2 separate regions of the Homo sapiens genome follow, and region 1 is linked to region 2. Evidence: chromatin contacts called from ENCODE Hi-C or POLR2A ChIA-PET data. All regions are on one chromosome and are shown on one strand. Each heading gives the region's core, a stretch centred on a gene start or an enhancer-like site at or near the end of the contact. The rest is flanking DNA. Distances are from core to core; before and after follow the strand shown.

What was found. A loop is a pair of places that touch in the nucleus more often than their neighbours do. ChIA-PET counts read pairs that join two places held with the same protein, here RNA polymerase II (POLR2A). Pooled maps may share reads with other maps.
Region 1: a pooled map shows a loop between it and region 2 (2.5-fold over the local background). The contact joins the enhancer-like site here to the promoter of SCIRT in region 2. A Hi-C loop is called at or near these places in 1 of 168 maps with a recorded cell type or tissue (thyroid gland), 5 of 37 single-sample maps with no recorded cell type and 5 of 50 pooled maps. POLR2A ChIA-PET finds 5 or more read pairs at or near these places in 5 of 52 experiments (A673, HEK293, WTC11 and 1 more).

The regions. Positions count from the first base shown.
Region 1 is chr6:43,701,690-43,707,834 of GRCh38, reverse strand. It overlaps the pseudogene EXOSC8P1. Among named protein-coding and RNA genes, the nearest start is that of MRPS18A, 17 kb to the right of the region's middle. RefSeq lists enhancers at 1-681, 3,946-4,931 and a silencer at 4,744-4,843. Within about 2 kb of position 4,879, at least 29 of the 41 ENCODE cell types and tissues checked have a DNase peak (open chromatin) inside an H3K27ac peak, as active enhancers do; they include thyroid gland, where a contact is called at or near this core.
Region 2 is chr6:44,072,782-44,079,632 of GRCh38, reverse strand. SCIRT (stem cell inhibitory RNA transcript) reads left to right here and starts at 4,981. Exons shown (of 5, transcript NR_125864.1): 1 at 4,981-5,136. RefSeq lists enhancers at 3,901-3,970, 5,091-5,350, 6,371-6,470, 6,511-6,570 and silencers at 5,861-6,120, 6,211-6,290.

The DNA.
Region 1 (6,145 bases), core at 3,630-6,129, 370 kb after region 2:
CCACAGTTGGAGAGAGTATTAAGAGAGTCAACATCAGGGGGCTGCAAGACACATCCCAGACCCACCTGTAATATCAGAGGGTCTGCCTGTCTGCAGGCACCAGGCTGCCCCACCACTCTTCTGGCGGAATCACAGCCATTCTCTTCATCCCCAGAGCCACACCCCTGCTGACTCCTGCCCCTGCCTCGCTGTGGCCCCTCCGAGCCCATCAGGCAAACTGAGGCAGTGTGTTGGAGGGAGGACCTAAAGGGTTTCTGGGTTCTAGCCCTGGCTCTGCCACCAATGAGCTGAGTGACATCCCCCTGGGCTCAGTCTCCTCAGCAGTGTAGAGAGGTGGAATGCGTGAAGGGTAAGAGCATAGGCCCCAGACAAGCTCCTGGGGTTTCAGTCCCAGCGCTTTGCGTACCGGCTTTGTGAACCTGGCTGTATCTTCTTTGCATCTCGGTTTCTTCAAATAGTGTGAGGATTAAATGAGTTAATAGATAAAAAGCACTTGGAATGCTACAGAGCATGCAAGGCTCAATAAATTTTAACTCTGTATTATTATGACTCTAAGGAGGAGTACTCAGTGGTCTCTGAGGCCCCTTCCGGCTGTGGCATTCTATGACCTTGAATTCTGCCTGTACTATTATCTTTGTCTGAATTTCTAATTAGGCACCACATGTTGCCATTATTTGAGCAACCCGGGCATCTCCAATCTGGATGACTTCTTGACCTTGGGCCTCCTTGACTTACCCTTTCCTGTAACACCCAGTAGGAAGGCTGGTGCCCCCACCCATAGACTGTGGAAGGTGCCAAGCCCTTCTCAGCGCTTCTGAGGGCTAAACCTGGGGGTTCTCCCAAGCCTTTCCTCACGGAAGCCCTCTGCTTTATGGCAATCTGCCCCTAAGCCCACATCTATGCGTCAGACTTTCCTGAAGGTTCACTGTATGGTGGGAAACCGCAGCACAGAGCAGGAAGCAAGTTCAACACCAAGGTGAAACAACAGGAGTCCGGGTAAATAAACCCTGGTACGTCTACATAGTGGAACACCGTGCAGCTGTAAAAAATCACAATAATGAGGGGACAGTTGGCACTGGGAAGATGGTAGCTGGGTTCAAAACCACGGAACCTCTGGTAATTACAGGAGATTTCTGAAAGAGATCTGCCTTGCTGATGAAAGAGAACTTGGTGAATTCAGAACCACAACTGTCAACACAGGTTCAATTAGTACTGCAGTCGGTTCTCCTTTAGTGAAGCTGGGAAATACTACAGTAATGTGTAAGGTTAAAGCAGAGTTTGCAGCACCATCCACAGATGCTTCCATAAAGGATCTGTGGCTCCCACTGGGGCTCTGCCACCCTTGTGTTCCACTGAGATTTCAGTCTGGACCTCCTGGAGAAGAGATCCAAGCCACTAGCCAGATCACTGAAGATATCACTGAAAATTCACAGATAATTCAGAAAAGGAATTTATGCATTTCTCCAGGAAAGCGTGCTTGAATTCTATGCTATGATCTCATTCGCCTCTCTCATTTGCCTATTATGGAAGCATTTTGGATGCCTGCACATTTGCTTTGTAAGCAGCTTTTTAAAATGTACAGTTGCCTGAAGTTGCTAGAAAGAGACTATTTTAGCAGAAGTTAAGAAGAGAAGTTATTTGAATACTAGAACTTACCCAGCTGCAACTTCCTTTGCCGTGTTTGATGACACTTTGCTCATAGCTGACCTGACTGGAGAGGAGGAACATCTGGCAACTGGAATCTTAATAACAGTAATGGAAGAGGAAGCAGGCTCTGGTGTCCTCACCAAGCAGGTAAAAGTGGGCTGACTGGAGCTAGACTCCAGGACTAGATGAACCGAGCTGTTACAAGACACAAAGCTATTTAAAATGCAATGGATGAAGTAAATAGTATGAAACCCGAAGAAATGACCACCACATTTTCAAAGCAGATTTGTAAAAATTGTATTTGTTACACTGTGCACAAAACTTTTATACTATTAGCTGGGCGTGATAGTGCACGCCTGTAGTCCCAGCTACTCAGGAGGCTGGGGCGGAAGGGTTGCCTGAGCCCAGGAGGCAGAGGTTGCAGTAAGCCAAGATCTGCACTCAGACACTGTCTCAAAAAAAAAAAAAAAGAAAATTTTATACTCAATAAATATCAAACTACATTCTTCTGAAATATAGTTCTAGTATTTCTAGATGTTTCTAGTGTTTATGGTCACTTCACACATATATTATGTACAGTGAAACCATTTTTTTTTTCCTTTTCTTTCTGAGGCAGGGTCTCGCTCTGTCACCCAGGCTGGAGAGCAATGGCTTAGGCAAACCAACCCTAGTATGTTAAACCATTTCCCTGTTATTATTTAAAAACCATAGGATTGTGCTTCTCTATAAAGTGTGTACATTTAGCAGTGTAAAATACTGACACATTAAAAAACAAAAACAGAGGCCGGGTGCAGTGGCTCATGCCTGTAATCCCAGCACTTTGGGATGCCGAGGCAGGCAGATCACCTGCGGTCAGGAGTTTGAGACCAATCTGGCCAACATGGCGAAACCTCGTCTCTACTAAAAGTACAAAAATTAGCCAGGCGTGGTGGTAGTGTGCCTGTAATCCCAGCTACTCAAGAGGCTGAGGCAGGAGAATTACTTGAACCCGGGAGGCGGAAAAGCTTGCAGTGAGCTGAGATCATGCCATTGTACTCCAGCCTGGATGACAGAGCGAGAATCCATCTCAAAAAAAGAAAAAGAAAACAAAACAAAACTAAACAAAAAAAAAACAGAAAAAATAACGAGGAAGCTCTTGCTGCTCATGGTATGCTCACTAAGTAAATACAGTGCTAAGCAAATGCTGAGTAAATACAAAGCTAGGTGCAGAATACTGTGAATGGCATATTTACCAAAGAAAGGGGGAGGGTGTGGGAGTGGGGGAAGTGAAAACATGTTGATATACATTTGCTGCGTATACCTAGAATATCTCTGGGAAACCACATAAGAATCTGGTGAGGGGAGAAGGGGAGGGAGACTTTTCATTATATATACTTTCACACTCTTAAAATTTTAAAAGGCCGGGTGCGGTGGCTCACGCCTGTAATCCCAGCACTTTGGGAGGCCGAGGTGGGCGGATCACGAGGTCAGGAGTTCGAGACCAGCCTGACCAACATAGTGAAACCCTGCCTCTACTAAAAACACAAAAATTAGCCGGGCGTGGTGGTGCGTGCCTGTAATCCCAGCTACTCAGGAGGCTGAAGCAGGAGAATCGCTTGAACCCGGGAGGCAGAGGTTGGAGTGAGCCGAGATCATGCCACTGCACTCCAGCCTGGGCAACAGAGTGAGACTCCATCTCAAAAAAAAAAAAAATTAAAATATGAAAATATACCACTACAAACAAAAATGCTTTTTAAAAATCAAGATGAGGCTTAATTCTGCCTGGAGATTTATTTGATGGTAGTCCTCACCCACTGGCCCTCTTCCGAGGGCCCCATCTCCACTCCTCTCTGGCCAGTTGTCTCAGAGATAGATGCCAGCTTCCTCAAATCTTATGCAAAATTATCACTGTCTTGACTTCATCTTCACATAGTCAAGCCATGCCTTTTTCGCACAAAGGGCCCATTGCTGTGATTTCCCCACAAAAGAATCATTTCCCCAAGAGGAACCATGCCATGTCCCTAGAAAGCAGAAAGAGTGACAGTATCCTCTGTATTAAACAGCCCTGAAGTGTTTCTGCCAGGTCTGTTTCCATGCTTGCCTCTTCCGGCCTGGATTGTGGGTCTTGAGAGCAAAAACCTGTTTTATGCATCTCTGGGTCCCCGGCTTCATAGGTGATTCCAAATGCACCACATCCCTTCTTCAATGCCTGGCACAGCATGGTTCACACAGAGGACCCCTAGTAAATGTTTACCAGGTTGAGTCGCTTTGGTGAGGTGTGTGAACATGGAGAGATAAGACAGAGGGTGGAAGTTGGGCCAGATCTGGAGCAGAGCCAGAGGGTAATTAATAAAAACAGCTCACATTTATTGAGCATTTTACTACTTGCCAGGTGCTCTTCTCAATGCCTTTCTGCATTAGCTCATATAATCTTCACAACAACCCTACCAAGCAAGTTCCATTATTATCCCCATTGTACAGATGAGGAAACTGAGGCACAGAGCGACTAAGAAACAGTGTGTTGTTCAAATACTGTCATGTTCTATGGGTGCCATGATGTATCTGTGGCTAGGAAGTAGTTTTCTAGAACGTGGCTTTAAATTAGACTCACTCGGGGATCTTCTAAAACTCCTGATGCTCAGGCCACAAACTACACCAATTAAATCAGCATCTCTGGAGGATGAAATTGTCAATGGTAGTTTTTAAAGCTCCCCGAAAGATTCCAAAGCGCAACTGAATTTGGGAACTAGGGATCTGGGCCAAATCCTTTAATCCTTTATAATTAACGCACATGGAGATGTCACGGCGCAGAGAGAAGTGATTGCACAGGGGCACACAGGAGGGCAGTGGCTGAACCTCTGTCCTCCAGTGCCCAAGGTAGGTCTTCTTCTGCACCCCCAGCCCCTTCCTCCATGTTGCTGTAGGCACTGAGCTGGCAGGCTGCTAGGCCCACATGGATCTTACAGGTCTTGGCTCAAGGCTGGCTTGGAGGAAGATCCCCAGGACAGGCTAACTGATCCCCCTCATCCCAACGTGCCCCCATTCAAGCAGCTCCACAGGCTGGATGCCTTAGGGCAGAGCCCAACCTGGAAATTCTCCAGGCTTGGACACCACCCTGGATTTAGACAGAGCTCAGGGAGACTCAGGATGGGTGGGGCTTGGGGCAAAACACCACGGGAGTTGTGCCACAGTCACAGGCAAAAGAGCCGGGGCAGGCCCAGAGGCTAATTTCCCTGACCCCGCCCTGTGGGGCCTGTGTACTCCCCTCCTCCTCTCCCCACCCTCTGATGACGCACTGACCCCGGCCCTCCCCCTCAGTTCCCTCACCCCTCATTGGGAGGTGACGGAAATTCATTTCTGGCGGCCTGAGGGCTGTCAGCAACTTGTTTTCATTCTAGGGTCTGGCTGGTCCAGATAGGTCCATCCGGGCCCTATGTCACACAGGGGACACACACACAAACACACACACACACACACACACACACAAACACACACATTCACACACCCCAAACAGAACCTCTGGAGGAAAAGAAGGGAGGCACTCCAGGGGTTCTGAGTCACGGGATTCAGGGCATTCATAGCCAAATGCCACTCTTGGGAAAGCGGTGGAGCAGTTCACAAGGAAAGTCAAAGAGGCTGGACAGGGAACCAGTTCTCCTGTAGTCTTCCTCCGCTCTCCTCTAGCCCAGTGGTTCTCAACCCTGGCTGCACATAGAACCATTTAAGGAGCCTTTAAAAAACGCTGCTGCCTGGGCTCCAGCCCTGAGAGAGTTCAATTCAACTGTTCTGTTTAACTCCGGGGAGAGGCCAGGCCATCATCTTTTAATTCCCTGGTTGATGCTGATGAGCAGCCAGGAATGAGAGCCCTTGCTGATGGAATCATCCAGGCAGGATGGATTCACTCCCAATCTCACTGGGCAGATGGTCAGGGGAAGAGTCTGCCCTTTCTGTTGGAGAGGGGAGGGAGGTGTTGCAGGCAATATACCCCAAGACCTCATCTTCATGTCCATCATCAACACAATTCAGTAAAATGGTGGTTAAAGAACAGGAGCAGGTGCTCATTCTGGCTCTCCCCTTTCGTCACCTCGGACAAATTACTTGGCTTGTCAGAGCCTCAATTTCTTCATTCATAAAATGGAGAGAATAGTTGCCACCTAGGAGGTACTTGTGACAATTAAATGATTAAGTCTACACAGTCCTGAGCACATAATAAGCAATCAATAAAAAATAGGCTTTAATAATAAAAAAATGAAAGCCGGTTTGTACACCTATGTTCATAGCAGCTTATTCACAACAGCTAAAAGGCAGAAGCAACCCAAGTGCACATAAGCAAAATGTGGTTCGTACATGCAATGGAATATAACCTTAAAAAGGAAGGGAATGGCCAGGCGCAGTGGCTCACACCTGTAATCCCAGCATTTTGGGAGGCCAAGGTGGGTGGATCACTTGAGCTCAGGAATTTGAGACCAGGCTGGGCAACATGGTGAAACCCCATCTCTACAAAAAAATACAAAAAGTA
Region 2 (6,851 bases), core at 3,732-6,231:
GAGGGAAGAGTAGCCACTGTCCTGCTTTTTGCCTGGGGCAGGCCTGGTGCTGCAGGATCTGGGCAGAGGCCTCCTTGATCGTCCCCACCCATCAGGCAAGTGAAGCCCTTAGAGGTGGAACTTCGGAGGGTGGAGTCCCCGGGGAGTGGCCACCCCTGAGGCTCCCCAGGGCCCTGACAGGGAGTTGGGAGGTGTAGGGAAAGTGTGAAGAATGGCTTCCTTGCACACTCGACTTCATGCACTTCCAGGTGGCGGTGACAATGGTCAGGATTCTGCAGTTATATGAATGGCCACCAGGAGTCACCCTCAGCTCATGCTTGAAGTGAAGGCAGCACAGAAAAAGGGAAAGGAGCTGTAAGGGAGAAAAGGAGGAGGACACCCCACCACAGAGTGGATGAGCCTGGAGGGGACCCAAGGCTGCCAGAGTGGCTGCTTCATTTCTGCAGGAAGGTGCAGGACAGAACTCAGACTGGTGGGCACCGTGCCAGCAGGCAGAGGAGGGAGCAAAGGCTCATTTGTCTGCCTTCGGAATTCTCCTTCCCATGCTGATGTCAAATCACAATTCAACAGATTCTTCATGGGGCACCTGCTGCACACAGAGGGACAGGAATCTTACTGAACACCTAGTATATGCCAGAGCCTACACACACAGTGGGCTACTCAACATTCACAACAACTCTGTACAGTAAGTACAAATATTGGTCCCAAGATACAGATTGGGAAACTGAGGCTTATACCAGTTATGTGTTGTGCCCAAGGTCACCAAGCTGGATGAGGACTGACGCCTGTCTGGAGCCTAAATTCTTTCTCCTACACCAGATTGACTTCCAGAGAGTTCTAGGATACAAAGCTGGCAACAGACTTTCTGCCACGTAGAGGGATATGGCAGGTGACAACCCTGTCTGGCTCTGCTAATCAGGATCCAGTAAGAAGCTCAAGACAGGTGGCCACTCTGCTGGTAGGCAGAGGAGGGAGCTGTGCTCCCTGGGGTGGGTAGAAGTAAGGTTTGTGTGGGTGCTGGGTGTTGGACACGGGCAGGCTGCAGACATAGCAGCAATGAGGGGAGACTCTCTCAACCTGCCCATGTCCTCCTCTGAGCAATCTCCCCGCCCCAGAATTATTTCAGTTTCCTCATCTGTCAGTTCTAGGGGTGGACTTCATTCATTCAATACTGTGTCCCTGACCTCTGCTCCCTGCCAGGCTCTGAACTAGTCATGTGTCAGGCTGGATACTTAGATGGACAAGACAAGCCATCCCCTGCCCACAGCTGCCCCACCTGAAGTCTAGGCCAGTGACCTCCGAAGTTTTTTTGATCATGTGCCCTTAGCAATAAAAAAGATTGTTGAGTACGCACCCGTCAGATGAGTATGTTTTTATATAGTTTACCTTGTAAAACACACTCACACTAAATGAAAAAAGGATTCGATGAAAAATAAATAGGCATTCTAAAACTTTCTTCCAGTACCCCTGAACCACGCACACATATGGCACTTGGAACCCAACTGCTCCAGGAGCTGGGAGGGTAGGGTCAGTCCAGCCATACTCAGGACGGATGTGTGGTCAGTGTTCCAGAACATCCTTGCCCACCCCTTTATGCCCTAGCAAAGGAAGGGAGAAACTTCAGATACAGCAGGTGGGAGTGTGGGCAGATGGGAAGCGTAAGCAGGTTTATGTCTGAGGAGGCAGACAAGAGGCAGGTTTTTATTTTAGACTGTGATGTTGAAAATTTTGTGATCACTTTTTACACTGTCCCAGGACATACAGAACCAAGACATAGTGTCCCAAGTAGTATCTAATTTCATATACTTTAGGTAGTTCTATTCCATTTCCAAAGGTTTAGAATACCGCCCCACCTCAACCCCCAGGAAACTGGGGAGCACTCCCTCCACTACACACACTTGGGACACGAAGGACAGACCCTGGTTGGGGAGGCACTTAGGTGTCCCTTCCTTAGGGGCTTTATCTCTCACTTCCCCTCCTGGGTTGGAGGCTCCTGTGACCCCCTCGCCTGGGCAGGTCCCCATGCAGGGTAGAGCACTTGGAGGCCTCTGTAAACATGGGTTACAGGAGAGAGGGGGCAAGAGGCCACAGCTGGGGTACATAAGGAAACCCCTCTGTGGGCCCCCTTACTCAGAGAAGTCTCAGGAGAAACCCTTTCCCCCACCCCCAGTCCTGGCACCAAGCTGGAGAAAGACAAAATGGCTTGTGAAGGCATCTGTCTGCCCTCCAGGGTGGCTGCCAGGGGGGCAGCCATGATGGCTGGCCTGGTGTGGGTGCCTTTGTGTGCCATGACTGGGTGTCTGTTTCTGCAGTCACTAGGCGCTTGTTCTGTGGGGTGAGGGGTGTGGGGGTGGGGGCACGGCCTATGGCAGGGCACGTACGTGAGGCTGGGCACGAAAAGCCTCACCCACCTCCTGCCAGGTACAACCAGCTGCTGGGGCCAACTGCCGACCGCCTCCTCCCTTCCCTGGGCACGGCCAGGCCGGGGGGCAAATGACTTGGCAGGCACCTCCCCTCAGTTGGACCCACTAGGGCAGGGCCGGCTCACCTGGGGCACAGGCAGGGCTCCTGGCTGGGTGGGTGTTCTGCCAATCCCTTCCCCAACTCCTAAAGTGGGAGGGTGGTGGTGAGGCCAGGGAAGGGGCGCAGGTCAGAGATATGCCCCCTCTCCTCTCCCAGACTGTGCATGGGTAAAGCAGGGCAGAGAGGGGCTGGTGGAGGGGCGGGAAGTTTCTCTGTTTAGGGCCAGGAAATGATTTCCATGCAAATGAGATGCAAACTCCTTAATGAGTTTGCAATTAGGAGACCAAGGCTGCCAGGCCGGGCAGCGCCTGCAGGTTTTATGAATGGGCCAGCGTAGGCGGGGGGGAGGGGGCGCGCCGGCCCGCCCCCACATTTCCCTGCCGCGGCGCCCGCGACATGCCGCGCCGCACGTTGCTGCCTCCAGGCCCCGCCGCGACCTGGCCCACCGCCAGCGGGTCAGCTGCTCCGGACGGCGCGGGAGGCTGCCGGCCAGAGTCCCCGCCACGCCGCCGGCCGGCGACGCAAAGGAGCCGACGACACTCCCCCTGGGGCCCGGCAGGGGCTCTGTCCTCGGGCCCCCTTTTTTCCCGGTTATTGGAATGATTTCCCGAAGCAGGAAGGCCAGAAGTTAGCCTTCAGGCCCCGTTGTATTTAAAATGGGCTGCCCTGGGACTTCACTGACCAAAGGAGGGGGCTGGGCCCCTAACTTGGGTGACAGCAATGACCTTGGGAGGGATGGAATTATACGTGACAGGAGAGGGACCAGTTCCCATCCCAGAGCTCCTTGCACCTCTCCAATTCCCTCATGCCAGTCCACACCTCCCTAACCTCAAAAGGCCTGTTCCCACCACCCCAGGGCACCTGCTTTTTCTGCAGAGCCACCCTAGTCCACTTTGGGTCTTGCTCTGACCTGGGGCCCAGGAGAGGGTCTCCTAAGTGGGTGGGTACACACAGGTTTGCTGTGGTCCAGAAGGAGGCTGACCAGAGTTTGAGAGTTTGAGCCCAGTTAGGTCACAGCCCCCTACCTCCTCCCCTCCCCTCTCCTCCCCCTGTCCCCGCCCTGCCCCATTGCTTTCAGAGTAAATTAACTAATTACCTCCAATTAAAGCACCTGGCTCTCTGTATCCTCCTAGGCCTTCAATCACTGCTTCTGGGAGTCCTCTTCATCCAGGCAGGGTCTGGAAGGGGGCCTGACCAGTAAGTTGGAAGTCAGTGAATCAATGAAGTGGGGCGGGGAAGACAGGATGGAGGAAGCCCACAGTGCCATTTACTGCTTGGGAGTGGTCCAGGCAGCCAGGACCTCTGACTTGGCCAGCTTGCAGACTGAGGTTGGGTCTGGGGACTTGGGCCCTAGGGGGGCCTGTGAAGGCTGGGAGCAGGAGCTGCCTTTGGAGGTTAAGTCCCTGGTGAAGGGCCTGTGCAGATGTGTGCAGATGTCAAGGCCCTGAGGGTGACCCTAGAAGCCCCTCAGCAGGAGAAGCAACTTGAGGGTCAGGTCCTAGAAGCTAGCAGTTCTTGGCACCTGCTGCCTCCCTCACCCAGCAGGCAGGGAGAGACTCCAAATGCCTGTAGGCCCAACCAGTCCCTCCTGTCTTTAACCCCAGCTGGCTCCTCCTGCTGCTCAGGAAGTGAAAACCCCTCCATTCTTTTCTCCGGGCCCCCTTGGTGGCCCCCAGGCACAGGCCCAACACTAGCTCTGCCCAGCACTGTCCTGGCCCACCCCACGTGTAGGACGTGATGGGGAGGATACCTGGTGGCAGGAGGCAGACTGATGGATTGTTGACCTGGGTCTCACCTCTGGACGAGCTGGCCATTCCTGGGGACTGGGCAGGGTCACGCCAGGCTGTGACTCAGGCCCCTGCCCCACCATGCCAGGGACCTGGGCTTGGGCCATCCTCTGTGTATGTGGGGTGGGGTGGAGCAGAGGTTTGTCAATTGGAGGCTTCTCTTTGGGGACACCTCTCACAGCCCCAGGGAGCCAGACTATGACTAGAAGGATCAGGGTTTCCATGGCTGCTCCTCCCCACCCACCACCCCAATAGAGGCTGACAGGAAGGACTCCCAAGCAGGGCACAGCAGCCATATGAGTTAGTGGGTGTATGAGCCATCCAGGACAGGGGTAGGGCTCAGCACACAGGAAGGGCCACTCCTGGGGTGTCCTGAGCCCCTATCTGCCAGCTCGGCTTGTCTCCCTAGGCCCATGGAAAGCTGGCTCAAAACTCCCCACCTCCAGGAAGGCGTCACCATGCCTCGCTTGTTTGTGGCCAGCCCAGCGCTGCTCTCAGCTCCCACTTTTCACTTGTTTCTCTGCCTCTTGTCCCCTTTCCCAGATCCACCAAGCGTCTATGGGCAGACTGTTTTTTCCTGCACTTCCTAGTGGCCAGCAGAGGGCGCCGCCAAAAGACTGAGGCCACCACGGAGGGAACAGGAGAATCGGCTTTTTGGGGTCTAGCCACTGTGCAGAGCCCAGGCGCGTGGGTCGGTGTCGGGTGTGTGTGTACGTCTGTGTGTGTAATGAAACTGGACGCCTTCCTTCCCGGCGATCTTGACTTAACCTGTCAGCAGAGGGCTTGAGGTTAGACCACAGGTTGAACCTAGGTGGCTGCTGGAGAGGTAAGCCCAGGTGGCTCTTGGCAGGAAGAGGAGGATGAGTGAGTTGCTCCCTTCTAGCAACCCAAATGGGAAGGGACAACGGAGGTTGCCAGCTTTCCTCCCTGACCCTGGAAGAAGGGTTGGGAGGGGTTGCACAGAATAGCTGGTGTCCCACCCTGTGGGAGGAACTGCTATGGACATCTGGGCCACATCTGGTTTCCTGGCAAGGCAGGGAGCTGGTCTGTTTGGAATTCTTGGTCCACCGCTTGGTGGTCCCTCACCATTACATTCTAGGAGGACCCTTTACAAACAGGTGTATAGGGCGCAGCCCTGTAATGCGAGTGAGTCCACAGCAACCTAGTCGTGGTCACACTCCTTTGGAAGTGGCCCTAGGGGCCTGGGCAGCAGCCTGCTCCTCTGCGCCACTCGACCTTTCTGTGGCCATGTTGGAGTCTGCATGCTGAGATGCTGCCCTTTCCCCTTGGAAATGCTGGGAAATGTGCTCTGGTGTCCATCCTGGCCATGCCTCTTCCTCCAGGTGGGGTAAGAGATGAAAAGAGGAGTTAGTCTGCAGTACCTCTTAGGGACCCCACCCCATGAAAGGCGGAGTGGGGAAGTGCTTGCTGTTGGGTCACCTCCACGAAAGCTTGGGAATGCGGTTGGGACGGGTAGCGGGAGGAGGGGTCAGCAGGAGTGGTTCTTTCTTGGGTCTGGATTCTGGGTTTTGGGGACGAGACAACACGGAGGAAACCCCTCTTGGTCGGCTTGGTTCCAGGAGGCTCAGGCCGGGAGATGGCCGTAATGGCCTCGCAGAAAGAAGCGGGAGCGGGGGAGGGGGAAGGCTGAGCATCGAGCCCACCCGGACTCTCCCTCTGTCCTCCCCGCTGCGGGGGCCCACCCCTTCGCCCCCACCCCTCTATCTCCAGGGCCGCCGCGGCCCCTCCCCGAGACCTGGGCGCCGCCTCCCCCTCCCCTCCTCCTCCCCCTCCCACCCAGCGCTGCAGCTGCTGCCGACGGACCATTCTGCACGTAGCGAATGGAGGAGACGCACAAGGGAGGCCTCAAGTGCGCGCGCGCGGGAGCCGGAGCGGCGCGGGCGGGGGAGCGGCTGCGGGCGCGCGTGCGCGTGCGGCGCCGGCTTTGATCGCGCGCGCCGAGCTCCGGAGCGCGCTGCTCTTCTGAGCGCCGGGGTTGGGGATGCTGGGCGGTGAGCCTCCGTACCCTCTCCACTCCGCGCACGCTCTGTTACCCCTCCAGCAAACCCCGCCTCCAGCCAGGACCCTTTTCAGTTGCCACCCCAATAGTACTGTCCTCTGCGCGTAGTAGGGTCTTCTGTTACGGTGTGCCGGGTGACGGATTGTACAGTCAGCCAGGTCCTGGGCTAGGGTTTCACAGAGTTCAGAACATGCCCGTGTTCATGACCATATAGTTTCACTTTTGCCCCAGGATCTCTCAGCCTGGAGGCCCTCACCCGCCTGCCTCTGCTGCACCTCAAACCTAGGCAAGCCCCATAAAGCCCCTTATAAGGGCTTGGGAAGAAAAAACAAAGGAGTGCTTTGACTTTTATTTCCTCTGGGATGGGGAACTCCCAAGGGAGTTCATTTCCCTTTCACCCCCTCCTATGTTACCTGCACAGCTCCTACTCCCTGGGGTGTCCAGGACTCTGCTGGGCCCTGCCCACACCACTGACAAAGGTGTGGTATGGTAAGCACAGAGTCTGCGTCCTGGGACAACCC